Regions from separate parts of the Homo sapiens genome. Here all the other regions are linked to region 3. The links are chromatin loops, found by intact Hi-C in ENCODE. Cell type or tissue: CD14-positive monocyte. All regions are shown on one strand. Each heading gives the region's core, and the rest is flanking DNA. Links, peaks and the distances in the headings are about the cores only. Region 1 holds the start of TNFAIP8L2-SCNM1 (TNFAIP8L2-SCNM1 readthrough). Region 2 overlaps SETDB1 (SET domain bifurcated histone lysine methyltransferase 1). Region 3 overlaps CTSS (cathepsin S).

Region 1 (6,266 bases), core at 1,267-6,266, 400 kb after region 3:
TGACTGCTTTAAATCACACTAAACTTACTCTTTCTGAACTGATATGAGAGTATTGATCTTAACCATGGTAAAACCTCACCTAAAACAAACATCGGACTGTTCCATCCTGAATACTTTTCCAAATAACTGAAGTTTATCCAATTAAGTGCAAAATATCTTCATTTTGCTTCAAAGTAGAAATTGCTCAAAAAAGTACTATTCACTTCCTGTAGATTATACAGTGGAAAGAGCACCATTGAAAGTCATTGAGACTTAGCTAGATTCATCTCTGGAGTATGGCTTTGGATAAACTACTTATCTCTAAGTCTGATTCTGTCTTCTGTAAGTGGACATACTACCTTCCTGCCTACTTCTTAGGATCAAATAAGATCCTGTAGGTGAAACATTTTGCAAATTCAAAAGTGTTTTGCACATTTAAGATACCGTCATTTGGCCAGGGTACACAGTGACTCACTCCTGTAATCTCAGCACTTTGGGAGATTGAGGCAGGAGGTCTGTTTGAGTCCAGGAGTCCAAGGCTGCAGTGAGCAGTGTGAGCCACTGTACTCCAGCCTGGGCAAGATAGCAAGACCCTATCTCTAAAAAAAATTTGTGGCCAGGCGCAGTGGCTCACGCCTGTAATCCCAGCACTTTGGGAGGTCGAGGTGGGTGGATCACAAGGTCAGGAGTTCGAGACCAGCCTGGCCAATATGGTGAAACCCCATCTCTACTTAAAATACAAAAAAATTAGCTGGGCATGGTGGCACATGCCTGTAATCCCAGCTACTCGGGAGGCTAAGGCAGGAGAATTGCTTGAATCCGGGAGGTGGAGGTTGCAGTGAGCCGAGATCACGCCGCTGCACTCCAGCCTGGGTGACAGAGCGAGACTCCATCTCGAAAAAAAAATTGTTCTTGGCCAGGTGTGGTGGCTCATGCCTGTAATCCCAGCACTTTGGGAGGCTGAGGTGGGTGGATCACGATGTCAGGAGTTCAAGACCAGCCTGGCCAAGATGGTAGAAACCCCGTCTCTACTAAAAATACAAAAATTAGCCAGGCATGGCAGTGGGTGCTTGAAATCCCAGCTACTCAGGAGGCTGAGGCAGAGAATCAGTTGAACCCGGGAGGCAGAGGTTGCAGTGAGCCGAGATTGCACCACTGCACTCCACCCTGGGCGACAGAGTGAGACTCTGTCTCAATTGAAGAAAAAAAAAAAAATGAGAGAGAAAATAAAAGACTTCCCCATGAATGAAGTAAATGAACATTATAACATGTGACTCCTATGTTACTACCATTTTCCCCTCATATCCTGGTTCTTGGATATGTTTTGACTTTATTCTTTCAGCACATATTTATTGACCACAGTATGTGCCAAGCACTGTGTAGACACTAAAAGATAATCTGAGCTTAGTGGGTAGACAGTTAATAAAATCACAAATTACAGACGGGCGCTATGGCTCATGCCTGTAATCCCAGCACTTTGGGAGGCCAAGATGGGCAGATAGCCTGAGGCCAGGAGTTCGAGACCAGCCTGGCCAACATGGCGAAACCCTGTCTCTACTAAAAATTCAAAAATTAGTCAGGTGTGGTGGCAGTGTAATCCCAGCTGCTCAGGAGGCTGAGGCAGGAGAATCACTTGAACCTGGGAGGCAGAGGTTGCAGTGAGCTGAAATCGCATCACTGCACTCCAGCCTGGGTGACAGGGACAGAGCAAGACTCTGTCAAAAAAAAAAAGAAAGAAAGAGAGAGAGAGAGGAAGGAAGGGAGGGAGGGAGGGGAGTCTGAAGCTGGAGAGGAAAACAGGTAAAGACTAGGTAGCAGAATTCTGAATCCAGAAGTTATTATTGTATTTGCATCTTCTTATATTTTTATTCCCTTTATTCTTTTTCTTTTTTCTTTTCTTTTTTTGGAGACCGAGTCTCACTCTATCACCAGGCTGGAGGGCAGAGGCGCGATCTCGGCTCACTACAACCTCTGCCTCCCTGGTTCAAGCGAATCTCCTGCCTCAGCTTCCCGAGTAGCTGGGACTACAGGCATGTGCCATCATGCCCAGCTAATTTTTGTATTTTTAGTAGAGATGGGGTTTCACCATGTTAGCCAGGATGGTCTTGATCTCCTAACCTCGTGATCCGCCCACCTCGGTGTCCCAAAGTGCTGGGATTACAGGTGTGAGCCACCATGCCCAGCCGAGACAGGGTTTCACCACGTTGGCCAGGCTGGTCTCAAACTTCTGACCTCAGGTGATCCACCCACCTTGGCTTCCCAAAGTGCTGGGATTACAGTCATGAGCCACCGCGCCCGGCCTGGGGCAACTTTTTTAAAGTTTGCCATGATCTGATCTTTTTCCTTCTTCACTTATCTCTCAAACAACTTACATTCCAGACATAAATCACCACTTCCTGAGAACGTCCTGTATTTTGTTTTTTTCCTGCATGTGCTTATGCCGTCCCCATCATCTGGGACTTCTTCCCCATCTCTGGCTATTAAGTAGTTGAATCTATCTTTCCAAGTCTACCTCTTCAGCCCTATCATAATTAAGCTTCTTTACTCTCAAAATTATTTAAATCTCCATTAAAGTTAATGGCATTGTTTGACTAGTATTACTGTTCTTTATGTTTAAGCTTATTTCCCTCGCCAGATTCCCCATAAGATTCTTGATAGCAAGTGTTTTTGTCTCATTCAACAACTGTGACTTCCAGGATGGGTGCAGTGGCTCACGCCTGTAATCCCAACACTTTGGGAGACTAAGGTAGGAGGATTGCTTGAGCTTAGAAGTTCAGCCTGGGCAACATAGTTAGACCCTCCTCTCTACAAAAAAAAGGAAGGCTTGTGAGCCTCTGGTCCCAGCTACTTGGGAGGCTGAAGTAGGAAGAGCTCTTGAGCCCAGGAGGTCAAGGCTGCAGTCAGCTGTGATGATGCCACTGCACTGTGGCCTGGGCGACAGAGTGAGACCCTATCTCAAAAACAAAACAACAAACAAACAAACAAAACCCAATTGTGGCTTCCCCTCATTTTGTATCCCTTTAGCAGCTACAAAGTAGCTACTACAGTAGCCTACTCAGTAGGCCCTGCGGGGTGCGTTGGCTCACACCTGTAATCCCAGCACTCTGGAAGGCCAAGGTGGATCACCTGAGGTCAGGAGTTCAAGACGATCCTGGCCAACATGGTGAAACCGTCTCTACTAAAAATACAAAATAAGCCAGGCATGGTGGCACAGGCCTGTAATTTCAGCTACTTGGGAGGTTGAGGCAGGAGAATCACTTGAACCCGGGAGGCAGAGGTTGCAGTGAGCCGAGATCACCCCATTGCACTCCAGCCTGGGCAACAAGAGCAAAACTCTGTCTCAAAAAAAAAAAAAAAAAAAAAAAAAAAGGCAACTCAGTAGGCTTGTTCCTCTACGCTAGTGATTCAGTGCTGTGCTGGCACCTGCTGGTCACCTGTGGTGCAGCAGCCCTGGTCCCAGCACCTTCCTCCCTTCAGTATTAAGGGTTGTGACAGTCTGTGCTCTTACCTGGCAATCACTGGAATAATATATTAAATACTTGCCCCACAGCACCACCTTTCAATCTTCAGAACTTTTCCCACTGACCTCCTACCCCAGAAATTTGGGCTTTACATCCTTCCCAGTACTGTAGAAATGTAAGGACAGGATCTTCAGGAACTGGGCAGCAAGAAAAGAAAGAAGCAATTTGAGAGTGGAGGATGCAAATCCCTTTCCCCCCTTCAAAGAATTGAGACTATTTCCAACAGAATTCCACTCTTTTTGACCTTTGTCTTATTTCTAGGTTGCTCTTGGGCCATAGGCCTTCTTGGTGACAGAAGTGATGAACCGGAGGTTAAGCAGAGAGTAGGTAGGCGGGGCTCAAGGGGTGGGGCCAAGCCAAAGGGCTCTCACACTAAGTGAAGCTTCTCCATTCTGTAAGCTTTCCGGGAACATCCAAGGCAAGACTGGCACCCAGCACAGCAGGTGAGGGACCGGCAGTGACAGAATGGTAGACTTTAGGGGTAATGGTGGCAGAGGAATCTCTAGCTCTTTCAGTCTTAGCTTTTCATATTGTGAAACTCTCGCTTGTACAATTCTTGGGTCCTTTGTAGAGCTTAGCTTAGTTTTTCTGGTGGCAAGGCAGCCTCTGAAAGACCTGGTTTTGGATGCGGTGGGGGCAGGGCTGAGGGATGCAGGTGGATCCACATCCATATGGATGTGTGCGAAATGCAAGGAAATCTTAGGAAACAAGGAGATAGATGGGTAAGGGCCAGAGGGAGAGTATGGCCAGGCCAGAGGATCATAGGGAGGACCCAGACAAGAGAAAAAGGGAGACTGAAACAGGGAGAGAGGGAGAAGACAGCGGAATAAATGTGAGACGGCAATGGGGGCAATGGAGAGCTGGGTAACAGGAAGGCCAAGGAGGAAGGAAGGCTCACATGGAGCAATCTCCTCTTCCGGCTGGGGAGCATGGTCCAGAAAGCCCCAAGGCAAGCTGGGAGCAAAGCAAGGTTCAGGTTTCCACTGGAAGGATTCAGCTGGGGAAAAAAACCCCCACAGTCTCCACCTCCTCTGCCTCTTCAGACTCCCATTTTGGTTTGGGGGAGAGGGCGAGGCTGCTCCTCACTGCGGTCACAGCCACATCCTGCAGAGCAGAGGAGGGGGAAGTAAGAAGCAAAACAACCAGAAGAACCACAGGCGAAGACCATGGGGAGAGAACCCTGGACACATGGAGCTGATATGCCACCAAGAGGGTCCTGAGTTCAGTGTAGCAGAAGGCTCAGACCTTCAGGACTGCCTGCCCTTCTTGAGGTGTTGGCTTCTCGTGCTTCCTCAGTGTGCTTTAACCACACTGGGAGCATTCCGGGGAAGGAGGTTTCTCTGGATTATTTGGTTTGAAGCCCATCTTTATAATTTACTAGTGACTTTGGCCAAATTGCTATATTTCTCTTCGCTTCAGTTTTCTCATTGCAAAATGGGGATACCTACCCTAACCTTACACAGGATTGGGAAGGCTAAGATGACTGACGTAAAGCACTTGCATATAGTAGGTTCTCAGTAAATGTTAGTTATTACTCCTATTAGGATTCCTGGGATGCTTATGCTTCTTACTTTAAAGGAAGTATAGTGCACTAGCTGCCACTGGCTTTGGGGGCCAAAAAATGAGTTGCGTTTGATCTTGGGTAAATTACTTAATGTAAGTATCATTTGCTTAGCTGTAAAACAAGGATGGTAATATCTATGCCACACAGACATATGGCACAGAGTCAGTGTCCAAAAATGGTAGCTGTAAGAATTCTGTCAGGCTGGGCGTGGTGGCTCACGCCTGTATTCCCGGCACTTTGGGAGGCCGAGGTGGGCAGATCATGAGGTCAGGAGTTCGAGACCAGTCTGGCCAACATGGTGAAACGCTGTCTCTACTAAAAATACAAAAATTAGCCGGGCGTGGTGGTGGGTGCCTGTAATCCCAACTACTTGGGAAGCTGAGGCAGGAGAATAGCTTGAACCCGGGAGGTGGAGGTTGCAGTGAACAGAGATCACACCACTGCACTCCAGCCTGGGTGACAAAGCAAGACTCCGTCTCAAAAAAAAAAAAAAAAAGAATTATCTGTCAGGTAAGCCCTGTCTTCACTGCAGCAGCAACAGCCTACTTCCCCTTGAGATGTAACTTGTGCTAGGCTAGCCTCCCGTGTGCCCACATTCCTCCAGCCGGGGCTATCGCCACTCCCGTGGGCTGTTTTGGAGTCAAGATTTGCTACAGCACTAAGGGGAAAAAGCAGGCAGGAGCAAGGCATAGAGGACTGAGGGGCCCCAGGGGGCGGAGAGGATGACAAACAAAGATGATGATGACATGGAAACTAAAGAAGCAACAGAAAAGGGAAAAGCCATTTCTCTCTTTCTAAGGAAGCCTGTGGCCTTTCTTCTAGTGACTGACCACATACCCCACTCTCCAGGACCCATGGAGTCCTTCAGCTCAAAGAGCCTGGCACTGCAAGCAGAGAAGAAGCTACTGAGTAAGATGGCGGGTCGCTCTGTGGCTCATCTCTTCATAGATGAGACAAGCAGTGAGGTGCTAGATGAGCTCTACCGTGTGTCCAAGGAGTACACGCACAGCCGGCCCCAGGCCCAGCGCGTGATCAAGGACCTGATCAAAGTGGCCATCAAGGTGGCTGTGCTGCACCGCAATGGCTCCTTTGGCCCCAGTGAGCTGGCCCTGGCTACCCGCTTTCGCCAGAAGCTGCGGCAGGGTGCCATGACGGCACTTAGCTTTGGTGAGGTAGACTTCACCTTCGAGGCTGCTGTTCTG
Region 2 (6,294 bases), core at 562-5,561, 190 kb after region 3:
GAGGTCAAAAGATAGAGACCATCCTGGCTAACATGGTGAAACCCCGTCTCTACTAAAAATATAAAAATTAGCTGGGTGTAGTGGTGCCACCTTGCGTGCCTGTAGTCCCAGCTACTCGGGAGGCTGAGGCAGGAGAATCGCTGGAACCCAGGGAGGCGGAGGTTCCAGTGAGCCAAGATCGCACCACTGCACTCCAGCCTGGTGACAGAGTGAGACTCCATCTCAAAAAAAAAAAAAAAATTACCCCACTTTCCCTAATTACCATACTACCCTCTTTACCTTCCCGTTCTCTACCGAATCTATGTCATAACTCTTGAGAATAACTTTGCTTCTTCTATAGGAACCTTGAGTCAGATGTCTGGAGAACTAAGCAAAGATGGTGACCTGATAGTCAGCATGCGAATTCTGGGCAAGAAGAGAACTAAGACTTGGCACAAAGGCACCCTTATTGCCATCCAGACAGTTGGTATGTGCAAACTTGGAGGAACCACTCCTGAAAGGCAACCTGCACCCTCCACTGCTGATTGTTTCTTTTCCCCATAACCTTCCCATTTGTCTCTCACATAGCAGCCTGGATTTATACAGAAACTGGCAGTGTTTAAAAAGATTTATCTTTCCCTTTTACTCAGGGCCAGGGAAGAAATACAAGGTGAAATTTGACAACAAAGGAAAGAGTCTACTGTCGGGGAACCATATTGCCTATGATTACCACCCTCCTGCTGACAAGCTGTATGTGGGCAGTCGGGTGGTCGCCAAATACAAAGATGGGAATCAGGTCTGGCTCTATGCTGGCATTGTAGCTGAGACACCAAACGTCAAAAACAAGCTCAGGTACCTGGACAGAGGACTGTAAAGGGGTAGAGGCTGGGAGCACAGCACCTGCCCTGTTCGTGCCATAGACCAGATACCACAATTAGCTTTTGTCTTCTTAGTCCCCAGTGGACTGAAACCCTTACTCTTTCTTTACCACAGGAGTCATGTGGGTGATTCTTTCTTCCTCTTTCTCCTCCTGTTTTTTTTCCTTTTCTTTCCTCAAAGAGAAAACTAGGAAGAGAATAATGAGGATTGATTAATGGTCAGGGGAATACAATTCACACAGAAGAAAGAAATGGAGACTAAATGGTTATTGGCAGCATAGGAATCTGATAGAGGAAAAAGAATATATGTTTTTTGGCCGGGCCCAGTGTCTCATCCCTGTAATCTTAGCACTTTGGGAGGCCAAGGCAAGTGAATCACCTGAGGTCAGGAGTTCGAGACCAGCTTGGCCAACTGGTGAAACCCTGTCTCTACTAAAAATACAAAAATTAGCTGGGTGTGGTGGCGCATGCCTGTAATCCCAGCTACTTGGGAGGCTGAGGCAGGAGAATTCCTTGAACCTGGGAGGCAGTGGTTGCCATGAGCCGAGATTGCACCACTGCACCCCAGCCTGGGCGACAGAAGGAGACTCCGTCTCAAAAATATTTATATGTATATGTGTTTTTTTAAAAGTAGGGAGGTATTGGTTAAATTAAGGGAGAACTCCTAACTCTCAAGTTGAGAAGAAAGAAAAACAGGAAGAAAGTAGTGGACTGGATTGTCTTCCCTGGAGTGCATCGTGTTGTGATCCAGAGAAGTAGAAGCTATGATAAAATAATTTCTGTGGATCATGTTAAATATCATAACCCCCAGATCTTTCTGCTGTCACTCTTCTTTTATAGGTTTCTCATTTTCTTTGATGATGGCTATGCTTCCTATGTCACACAGTCGGAACTGTATCCCATTTGCCGGCCACGTGAGTGTTTCTCCCTTATTCCTTAGCTCAGTTTTCTCCTCTACCTTGTATTTCTTCTTAGGACATCCAGTTGAAAAGCCCTAGTGTTTTTGGTATTTCAGTCTCAAAGAGCATAAGTTTGGTTGATGTCTTTTGCTCCCAAAGGTCAGTTTGCTCCCAAAAGAGATACAGTTTTATTGTTCATCTCCAGGACTGGGTCTTTGTAGACAAAGAGTGAGACACTAGAAGATCATGAATGGCCTTGAGTAGACTGCTCACGTTATAGATGTGCTTCAATTTCATTTCTAAGTGAGTTACGTTGGAAAAGGTGTTACTTCTTTCCTAGTGTCATACTGCACCTAACATTTGTATAAATGTGTAGTCTGCATAATGCTTTCCACAGAAGCTGTGTTAGATGGAACCTCATAGTGTCCACTATATTTGTTACCCTGGCTTGGGAGCAGACTCCTATGGAAACAATCATTTTTAACTGCAGAAGAATCAACTAACACTTTTGTTTACACATAACATGACAGTAAACACATTCTGAGTCTCTTAAAAACCTGATAGAGAATGAGAAGGAAGGACTAATTTTTTTCATTTCATGATGCCACCTGATCTTTTTAAATTTACCACTAGACTGATCAACAAGTGAGCAAGAATTTCCACTTGAATTTTCCAGAGGAGAAACATCCATTTGTGTAAAATAAGTGAATCACCTATATTGTACATTTCTTATTTAGTATTTACTTGATTTGTAAGTATGTACAGTTTGTACATTAGGTTTATTACTTAGGTGGTCTTGGCTTTGCTTCCCTTGAGGTTCTGATTTTACTTTTTCTCTCCTTTTCAACTTAAAAAGTATCAAATGTCTCCTGGCCAAGTCTTTTCCCTATCAAGACATGCCCTACCTGCCCTCTCAGTTCTACTTCTTCCTTGAAACAGTGAAAAAGACTTGGGAGGACATAGAAGACATCTCCTGCCGTGACTTCATAGAGGAGTATGTCACTGCCTACCCCAACCGCCCCATGGTACTGCTCAAGAGTGGCCAGCTTATCAAGACTGAGTGGGAAGGCACGTGGTGGAAGTCCCGAGTTGAGGAGGTGGATGGCAGCCTAGTCAGGATCCTCTTCCTGGTACTGTTCTTCTCTACAATTTTGGAGGCAGAGGTTGGTGGGGGGGGAACTTAAGAAGCAGTAATGAGGATGGTTTTATAGCTATTCCATAGCCTTCCTCTTTCTTATCCTCGTATGTGTTCTCACTGTTTTTGGTCAAATTTTACTTTGCCCTTTTTGTTGTTCCTCTGCAGGTCATTGTTGAAAATAAATTATCTGAATTATAATACGAATCTGCATGGTTTTGATTTATTTATTTTTTTTCTTTAGGAGTATTCACATTGTGTGTAGGTACAGAAAGGGCAGCCAATTCCATTTTTCCAGGGTTAAGGTTTTAGTAGGATAGTGGGACGAAGAAGAGGGATCAAGGAGTCCTGATTATCTTTCAAGGCTCAGTTTAACTCTTAGGTATTTTGTACTCATCCTTTTCTCCCTTCTCTCTCCCTTCTTAGAATCATATTTCTTATTTTTAAAAGTTTTAAAAACATTTTTTAATACTGCTGCTTGCAGAACAAGGCTACCTGATAGGCAGTGTGCCCAGAGTAGCCAGAAGAAATTAGAAGTTATATTTCTTCTTGGTGTTACCTCAGCCCGTTACTTCTAAGGCCTTATGATCCTTATCATGCTTTTTGTTTGGTGTTTTGTTTTGTTTTCAGACGGAGTTTCACTCTTGTTGCCCAGGCTAGAGTGCAATGGCACGATCTCGGCTCACTGCATCTTCCGCCTCCTGGGTTCAAGTGATTCTCCTGCCTCAGCCTCTCGGGTAGCTGGGACTGGCTAATTTTTTGTATTTTTAGTAGAGACGGGGTTTCACCATGTTGGCAGGCTGGTCCCGAACTCCTGACCTCAAGTGATCCACCTGCCTTGTCCTCCCAAAGTGCTGGGATTACAGGCGTGAGCCACCACGCCTGGCCTGTTTTGTTTTGTTTTGTTTTGTTTTGTTTTGTTTTTTGAGACAGTCTCACTCTGCCACCCAGGCTGGAGTGCAGTGGTGCAATCACAGCTCACTGCAGCCTCAACCTCCAGGGTTCAAGTGGTCCTCCCACATCAGCCTCCCAAGTAGCTGTGACTACAAGTGCATGCCACCACACCTGGCTGATTTTTGTATTTTTAGTAGAGACGGGTTTCGCCATGTTGCCCAGGCTGGTCTCGAACTCCTGAGCTCAAGCAGTCTGTCTGCCTCATCCTTTCGACATACCAGGATTATAGGTGTGAGCTATTGTGCCCAGCTGTCATACCTCTTATACTCAGTATAGATATCTGTTGCTCCTGTAATTCCTTAAACAAGGAGTATATATTTTTCATTGTTGTGTTCCTGATACCCATCATGGATCCTGGCACATACTTTATTAAGTAGATAAGGAATTTTTTTTTGGGGGGGATGGAGTTTCGCTCCTGTTGCCCAGGCTGGAGTACGATGGTGCAGTCTCGGCTCACCACAACCTCCGCCTCCCTGGTTCAAGCAATTCTCCTGCCTCAGCCTCCCGAGTAACTGGGATTACAGGCATGCGCCACCACACCCGGCTAATTTTGTATTTTTAGTAGAGACGGGGTTTCTCCATGTTGGTCAGGCTGGTCTTGAACTCCCAACCTCGGGTGATCCACCTGCCTCAGCCTCCCAAAGTGCTGGGATTACAAGCTACAGGCGTGAGCCACTGTGCTTAGCTTAGACTAAGGAATTTAAGGCTCATCAGGGAGGATTCCCAGAGGTGACACATGGTATATATCCTCTACACAGGACAGGATAGATTCTAGCCTTTAAGCTATTTCCCTTCATTCTTTTCTCTCAATTCCCCAGGATGACAAAAGATGTGAGTGGATCTATCGAGGCTCTACACGGCTGGAGCCCATGTTCAGCATGAAAACATCCTCAGCCTCTGCACTGGAGAAGAAGCAAGGACAGCTCAGGACACGTCCAAATATGGGTATGTCCTGAAAGATTCCTGGAGGAAGGAAGAAACAGGCCAACCAGCAAAGGAGATTATATACAATGGCTATCCTTTGATTAGCATGGTTACACTGTATACTCATTGGAAACAGGATATGTGCCCTGAGTTGTTTCCAATCATGGTGATCAATTTGTGCTGCTGCTTCCACATGCTGTGGCTCTAATTTGTTCTAAACAACCACATAAAAATCTGAAACAGTTGGCTTTAGGTTAGGGTGATAGTAGTTACCCTCTGTTATCCACATGAGAATTGTCAGTTTTGTGTGTTATCTATGGTTAGTTTTTTCTTTTTCTTTTTTTTTTAAATAGACCCGGGGCTTGATATGTTACCCAGGCTGGTCTTGAACTCCTGGGCTCAAGCTGTCTACCTGCCTCGGCTGCCCAAAGTGCTAGGATTACAAGTATGAGCTACCACATCCAGCGTATAGTCAGTTTTCTTTAAAACCCAGACCTGGCCAGGCACAGTGGCTGACATCTATAATCCCAACACTTTAGGAAGCTGAGACAGGTAGGTGGTTTGCTTGAGCTGAGGAATTCAAGACCAGCCTGGGCAACATGGTGAAACCCTGTTTCTACAAAAAAACACAAAAATTAGCTGGGTACAGTGGCATTAAGCTGTAGTCCAGGCTACTCAAGAAGTTGAGGTGGGAGGATCAATTGAAGCCAGGAGGTCGAGGTTGCAGTGAGCTAGATCGTGCCACTGCACTCCAGCCTGGGTGACAGAACGAGACCCTGTCTCAGAAACAAACAAAAAACAGATTTGGTTTTCTTTTTTAATATTACTGTCATACTTTCTGGTTGATTTTTCCTGCCAAAATTAGTTGGTTAAAGAATATATTTCTGAAAATATTTCCCCAAAGTATAACATAATTAGGTAAATCATCTGAGATAGGAAGATATAAAGTCTTATCTAAGGCCCAGCATGGTGGCTCGTGTCTGTAGTCTCAGCACTTTGGGAGGCTGAGGTGGGAGTATCACTTGAGGCCAGGAGTTGGAGATCAGTCTGGGCAACATAGAAAGACTCTTATCTCTTAAAAAAAAAAAATGCTGAGTGTGGTGGTGTGCACCTGTAGCCTTAGCTACTCTGGAGGCTGAGGCAGGAGGATTGCTTGAAGCCCAGGATTTCAAGGTTACAATGAGCTAAGGTCACACCGCTGCACTTCAGCCTGAGTAACAAAGTGGAACACTGTCTATAAAAAGAAAAAAAAGAGGCTACTCTGCCGACAGAGTAGCAATTTTTTTTTTTTTTTTTTGAGATGGAGTCTGGTTCTTTTGCCCAGGCTGGAGTGCAGTGGCACCATCTCAGCTCACTGCAACCTCCGCCTCCCGGGTTCCAGCAATTCTCCTGCCTCAGCCTTCCGAGTAACTGGGGTTACAGGCGACTGCTACCATGCCAGGCTAATTTTTGTATTGTTAGTAGAGACGGGATTTCTCCATGTTGGCCAGGCTGGTCTTGAACTCCTGACCTCAGGTGATCTGCC
Region 3 (6,294 bases), core at 536-5,535:
CATGGGGAAGGAGAAAAAGAGAATGGTAAAAACTAGAAGTTACAGGGAGGCAGATTTTTGTTTCAAAGCAAGGCAGAATTTTATAAAAGGGCTGTCTAAAAAGTGGACTAAACTGGTTTCCCATGTGAGAAATAATTACAAAGGAGATTCCTGCATTTAAGAAGGAATTCAGTCTACCTAGGGCGTTCCCTTCTTCACTTTGGCAACAGTGGTAAAGTTTTGCAGGACAGAACAGAATCTGAAAACCAATAGGGGATTATTTGTGATATTAAATACCCACATTCTCCCATTAAGAAAGCAGATGGGTCATACTAAATTGTCAATCTAGACTTAAATAAGTATGGCAACTTGCTATAAAAACCTGTCAATAGTCTTTAGGTAATACTTTCTAGAATTTATTAAAAAAAAAACAATGGTAGTCTCTGAGTTTAAAATTTCCTCTAAAGAAGTGATTTGTTAAAGAAAGAAAGCAGTCAAAATAGAACTAAGTAAGAAATTTCTGTACACGTTCTTACGTCCTTCAATTCTACTGTTTTCCAACTTTGTACTATACATTCCTTTGTTATTGTTGTTTACCTTCAAATTGCTTTTGGGGAGACAGAAAGGAAATGATATTTACCCAGACGTGAAAGTGGGATTTCTTGTAATGTACCTACCATGTCTCCCAGGTGGTTCATGCCCAGATCGTATGAGTGCATTCCCATTGAATGCTCCAGGTTGTGAAGCATCACAAACTTTAGATTCTTTTCCCAGATGAGACGTCGTACTGCTTCTTCATTCTAAAACATAATGAAGAAGAACATAGTCATACTGCATCCTGGACAAATAAGTGTTTGATGATGAAAATGGCAATTTTTTTTTTTTTTGAGATGGAGTCTCACTCTGTCACCCAAGCTGGAGTCCAATGGCACGATCTCAGCTTACTTCAACCTCCGATTCTCAGGTTCAAGTGATTCTCCTGCTTCAACCTTCCGAGTATCTGGGATTACAGGCATGTGCCACCACGCCTAGCTAATTTTTGTATTTTTAGTAGAGACGGGGTTTCGTCATGTTGGCCAGGCTGGTCTCAAACTGTTGACCTCAGGGGATCTGCCTGCCTCAGCCTCCCAAAGTACTGGGATTACAGGTGTGAGCCACTGCACCCGCCCAAAAATAGCATTTTTGAAGCATTCTACCAAATGTGGATCTGCCCGAGAGCATGCAAATACATAAATATATCCAATATAACTGCTAACTTCACATATTAATCTTAATTCTTGCTCTTAACTGCTTTGATGGTTTAATATTATTTTATGATAAACATGAATTTCCTTCTCTTTTTAACATTTATTATTATTATTATTATTATTTTGACAGAGTCTTGCTCTGTCACTCGGCTGGATGGAGTGCAGTGAAGTGGCCTGATTACTGCTCACCATAGCCTTGACCTCCTGGGACCCAGCAATCTTCACACCTCAGCCTCCTGCATAGCTGGGATGACTGGTGTGTGCCACTGCAGCCAGTTTTTCTGTTTGTTTGTTTGTTTGTTTTGGTAGAGACTGGGTCTCCCTATGTTGCAGGCTCATATTGAATTCCTGGGCTCAAGCAATCCTCCCCTATCAGCCTCCCAAAGTCCTGCGATTATTGGTGTAAGCCACCGCGCCCAGCATTTTTTTTTTTTTTTTTTAGACAGGGTCTTGCTCTTTTGCCCAGGCTGGAGTGCAGTGGTATGATCATAGCTCACTACAGCCTCAAACTCTTGGGCTCAAACTATCCTCCCATCTCAGCTGCCCGAGTAGCTAGGACTGCAAGCCTGCACCACCACAACCAGCTTATTTTTATTTTTATTTTATTATTATTTTTTTTTTTTGTAGAGACAGGGTCTCCCTATGTTGCCTAGGCTGGTCTCAAATTCCTGGCCTTAAAGGATCCTTCCCCCTTGGCCTCCCAAAGTGCTGGGATTACAGGCATGAACCATACACCCAGCCATGATTTGCTCTTTCTTTTTGATGTTTTACAACTTCGTTACATGTATCTGGGTGTAGGTTTCTTTATTTACCTTCGGCTGTGTGCTTTTGATTGGAGGACTCAGGACCTTTTCTCATATCTGGAAAATTCTCAATCAGTGTCTCCACATATATTGCTTCTCCACCATTCCACCTAATTCTCTTCTTCAGAAACTCCTATCCGAAGTATTTTGGAGCCTCAAACTCTCTTTCATCTCTCTTACTTGCGTTTTCATATATTTTTCTTTTTATTTCTAGGTGCTGCATTCTGGGTGAATTCCTCAGTACTATCTTTCAGATTACTGATTCTATCCAGCTCTTTCCAGTCTGGAAATCCTTTTGATTTTTATCGCAATGACAATATTTTTTATTTTCAAGATTTCTAATTTATTTCTTGTCCATTAGTGTGCATATTATTCCTTTATATATAGTCTTTTGAAAATTCATTTTTGATTCTATTATTTTAATTTTATTCAGAGTGAATTTACATGCTGACCGACGATTTTCTTGTCCTTCAGGAGATTCATTTACATAGAATACAATGATGTAGAAGGCAAGGTGGATGGTGCCTCCTACAGTAGCTGAAGCCAGAGTTTCCAATAAGCTGGAACCCCAGGGAGCAGTCAGCAACAACTGTGTTCTGCCTCATTTCATTGAGCGGGTGAGCCCAGTCCCAGAGGCACTGGGTAGCAAGTCTGGATGCAGGTTTCTTTCCCTTGGAGCAAGGTTTTACTGTTACCCCAGTAATGGACATAATGGGCATGCATGATGGGCTTACTTCCAAACCACAAGATGAGAAGCAATGGTATAAAGGCAAACAAATCTAACTAAGTGCAAGAAAGGAAAAAAAAAAAAAGAAGTGCACTTTGAGATCAATTATAAAGGTAGGATACGAATCAAAAGTCAGGTTCATTCATCCTGAGGGACTGGAATTATTAAACAGAGGGATAGCATTCATTTAACCAGATAGTGGTGCTAATTGCACATCTAAGTCCAGTCAATCTTGAAATGAGGAACCTGTTCATAAAGGGTGTGGGTGAGGGTGAAATTCATCACCACCAACGAAACCGTATGATCATTTAAATAGATGCAGGAAAAGCATTTGACAGAATTCAACATCCTTTCATAACAAACATTCTCAACAAATTACATATAGAAGGAATGTTCCTCAACACAAATAGGCCATATATGGCAAGACTACAGCTAACACCATACTCAATTGGGTGAAAATTTAAAGGCCATTCTGCTAAGATCAGAAAAAGACAAGGGTACCCACTCTCACCATTTCTAGTCAATATAGTGCTGAAAATCCTAGCCAGAGCAATTAGGCAAGAAAAATAAATACAAGATCTCCAAATAAGAGAAGGAAGAAGTGAAATTGCGTTTGTTTGTTGATAACATGATCATATAGAAAGTCTTGGCCAGGTGTGGTGGCTCATGCCTGTACTTTGGGAGGTTGAGGTGGGAGGATTGTGTGAATCTAGGAGTTCAACACCAGCCTGGACAACATGGCAAGACCCCTTCTCTACAAAAAACAAAAATAGAAATTAGCCAGGTGTGGTGGCATGTGCCTACAGTCCCAGTTACTTGGAAGGCTGAGGCAAGAGAATCACTTGAGCTGGAGTTTGAGGCTGCAGTAAGCTATGATCACACCACTTCACTCCAACCTGGGTGACAGAGCAAGATCTCATCTCAAAAAAAAAAAAAAAGAAGGTTGGGCAAGGCGGCTTATGCTTGTAATCCCAGCACTCTGGGAGGCCAAGATGGGTTGATCATGAGGTCAGAAGTTCGAGACCAGCCTGACCAACATGGTGAAACCCCATCTCTACTAAAAACACAAAAATTAGCTAGGTGTGGTGGCGTGTGCCGGTAATCCCAGCTACTCAGGAGGCTGAGGCAGGAGAATTGCTTGAACCTGGGAGGCGGAGGTTGCAGTGAGCCGAGATTGCGCCACTGCACTCCAGCCTGGGCGACAGAGCATGAATCCGCCTCAAAAAAAAAAAAAAAAAAAGAGAGAAGAAAGACTCCATCAAAAAACTATTAGAACTGATACATGAATTCAGTAAAGTTGTAAGACACAAAGTCAACATACAAAAGTCAGTAGTATTTTTATACACTAACAACTATTTGAAAAAGAAATTAGGAAAACAATTCTATTTACAACAGCATTTAAAACATATTTAGGAGTTAATTTAACCAAGGAGTTGAAAAGTTATATGCTGAAAACTGTAAAACATTGATAAAAGAAACTGAAGACAAAATAGGCCGGGCGTGGTGGCTCACACCTGTAATCCCAGCACTATGGGAGGCCGAAGCAGGCAGATCACCTGAGGTCGGGAGTTTGAGACCAGCCTGACCAACATGGAAAAACCCCGACTCTACTAAAAATACAAAATTACCCGGGCGTGGTGGCACATGCCTGTAATCCCAGCTACTCAGGAGGCTGAGGCAGGAGAATTGCTTGAACCCCAGAAGCAGAGGTTGTGGTGAGCAGAGGTCACGCCACTGCACCCCAGCCTGGGCAACAAGAGCAAAATTCCATCTCAAAAAAACAAGAAAAAAAGAAAAAAGAAAGAAAGAAATTTAAGATAAAATAAATAAATGGGAAGATATTCCATGCTTATGGATTGGAAGAATTAATATTGCTAAAATGTTCATACTATCCAAAGCAAACTAGAAATTCAGTGCAATTTCTATCAAAATTCTAATGTTATTCTTCACAGAAATAGAAAAAACAATCCTCAAATTCATGCGGAACTACAAAAGTCCTTAAATAGTCAAAGTAATCTTTAGCAAGAGGAACAAAGCTGGAGGCATTACAAAATGCCTGGTTTCAAAATATATTACAAAACTATAGTAATTTAAACAGCATAGTACTGGCATAGAAACAGACACATTTACCAATGGAATAGGATATAGAGCCCAGAAATAACCTGCAACTTTATGGTCAATCAATTTTCAGCAAAGGTGCCAAGAACACACAATGGGGAAAGGATAGTCTGTTTAATAAATAGTATTGGGAAAACTGGCTATCCAAATGCAGAAAAATGAAATTGAACCCTTATGTCACCCCATATACAATAATCAACTCAAAATGAATTAAAGCACAAACATAAGGCCTGAAACTATATACAACCACTATAAGAAAATATAGGGGAAAACTCCACAACATTGGTCCGGGCAACGGTTTTTTGAATATGACCCCTAAAGAACAGGCAACAATAGCAAAAATAGACGAACGGGACTCCATCAAACTAAAAAGCTTTCGTACAATAAAGGAAACAATTAACAGAGTGAAAAGATAACTCATAGATTGGGAGAAAATATTTGCAAATCATACATTTGATAAGGGGCTAATATCCCAAATATAGAAGGAACTCAAAGTAACTATCAAGAAAACAACCCTGTTTAAAAATGGGCAGAAGACCTGAATAGACATTTCTCAAAACAAGACACATACAAATGGCCAACAGATATATGAAAAAATGCTTAACATCACCAGTCATCAGGGAAATGTAAAGTAAAACCACAATGAGATATCACCTCACATCTGTTAGAATGGCTATTATCAAAACGATGAAAGATAAGTGTTGGTGAGGATGTGGAGAAAAGGGAACCCTCATACACTTTTAGTAGGAATGTAAATTAGTACAGCCATTTGGGAAAACAGTATGGAGGTTCCTCAAAAAACTAAAAATATAATTACCATATCATCCAGCAATCTCACTTCTGGGTATATGTCCCAAGGAAGCGCAATCAGTATGTCAATGAGATAGCTGCACTTCCATGTTCATTGTAGCATTATTCACAATAGCCAAGATACGGAATCAACCTTATAAAGTGTCCATTAAAAGACGAATGGATAAAAAAGTGTGGTACATATTGTATTCCATACATAATGGAATACTATTTAGCCTTAAAAAAAAAAAAAGGAAATTCTGTCATTTTCAACAACATGGATGGGTCTAGAGAACGTTATGCTAAGTGAAATAAGCCAGGCACAGAAAGACAAGTACTGCATAATCTCATTTACATGTGGAATCTAAAACAGTTGAACTCATAAAAGTAGAGAGTAGAATGGTGGTTAGCAGAGGCTGGGCGGAGGGTAGACAGGGAAAGGGGAGATGTTAGGCAAAGAGTACAGAGTTTCATTTGACAAGAAGACTACATTCTAGCAATCTATTGCATAGCATGGTGACTACAGATAATAATAATAATGTATTTTATATGTCAAAATTACTGAAAGGGTAGATTTTAAATGTTCTTATCACAATGAAAGGATAAGTATGTGAGGTGCTGAATAGGTTAA

What was found. Peaks named below come from ENCODE experiments on the same cell type or tissue, not always from the same donor. Only the 100,000 strongest peaks of a DNase experiment are listed, where the experiment ranks them.
Region 1: it touches region 3 in a loop (5-fold over the local background); 2 of 110 quality-filtered maps call a loop at or near these places.
Region 2: it touches region 3 in a loop (2.2-fold over the local background); 2 of 110 quality-filtered maps call a loop at or near these places.

What each region holds. Positions count from the first base shown.
Region 1 is chr1:151,152,780-151,159,045 of GRCh38, forward strand. TNFAIP8L2-SCNM1 (TNFAIP8L2-SCNM1 readthrough) reads left to right here and starts at 3,870. Exons shown (of 7, transcript NR_144937.2): 1 at 3,870-3,943. TNFAIP8L2 (TNF alpha induced protein 8 like 2) reads left to right here and starts at 3,870. Exons shown (of 2, transcript NM_024575.5): 1 at 3,870-3,943; 2 at 5,887-6,266. The coding sequence starts at 5,919. It also overlaps a transcript of LYSMD1 not described here. In CD14-positive monocyte, for the core only: CTCF peaks have their summits at 3,453 (motif pointing left) and 3,653; DNase peaks (open chromatin) are centred at 3,402, 3,852, 4,502 and 5,792; H3K4me3 peaks cover 2,890 bases; H3K27ac peaks cover 2,723 bases.
Region 2 is chr1:150,942,223-150,948,516 of GRCh38, forward strand. SETDB1 (SET domain bifurcated histone lysine methyltransferase 1) reads left to right here. Exons shown (of 22, transcript NM_001366418.1): 6 at 341-466; 7 at 630-831; 8 at 1,698-1,771; 9 at 2,696-2,886; 10 at 4,664-4,790. Among named protein-coding and RNA genes, the nearest start is that of SETDB1, 19 kb to the left of the region's middle. RefSeq lists an enhancer at 1,887-2,031 and a cis regulatory region at 1,959. In CD14-positive monocyte, for the core only: no CTCF peak of the experiment used is centred there; no DNase peak of the experiment used is centred there; H3K27ac peaks cover 983 bases.
Region 3 is chr1:150,757,202-150,763,495 of GRCh38, forward strand. It overlaps CTSS (cathepsin S), which reads right to left. Exons shown (of 8, transcript NM_004079.5): 3 at 657-779. Among named protein-coding and RNA genes, the nearest start is that of CTSS, 5.4 kb to the right of the region's middle. In CD14-positive monocyte, for the core only: a CTCF peak has its summit at 2,947; DNase peaks (open chromatin) are centred at 3,000 and 4,790; H3K4me3 peaks cover 3,169 bases; H3K27ac peaks cover 3,243 bases.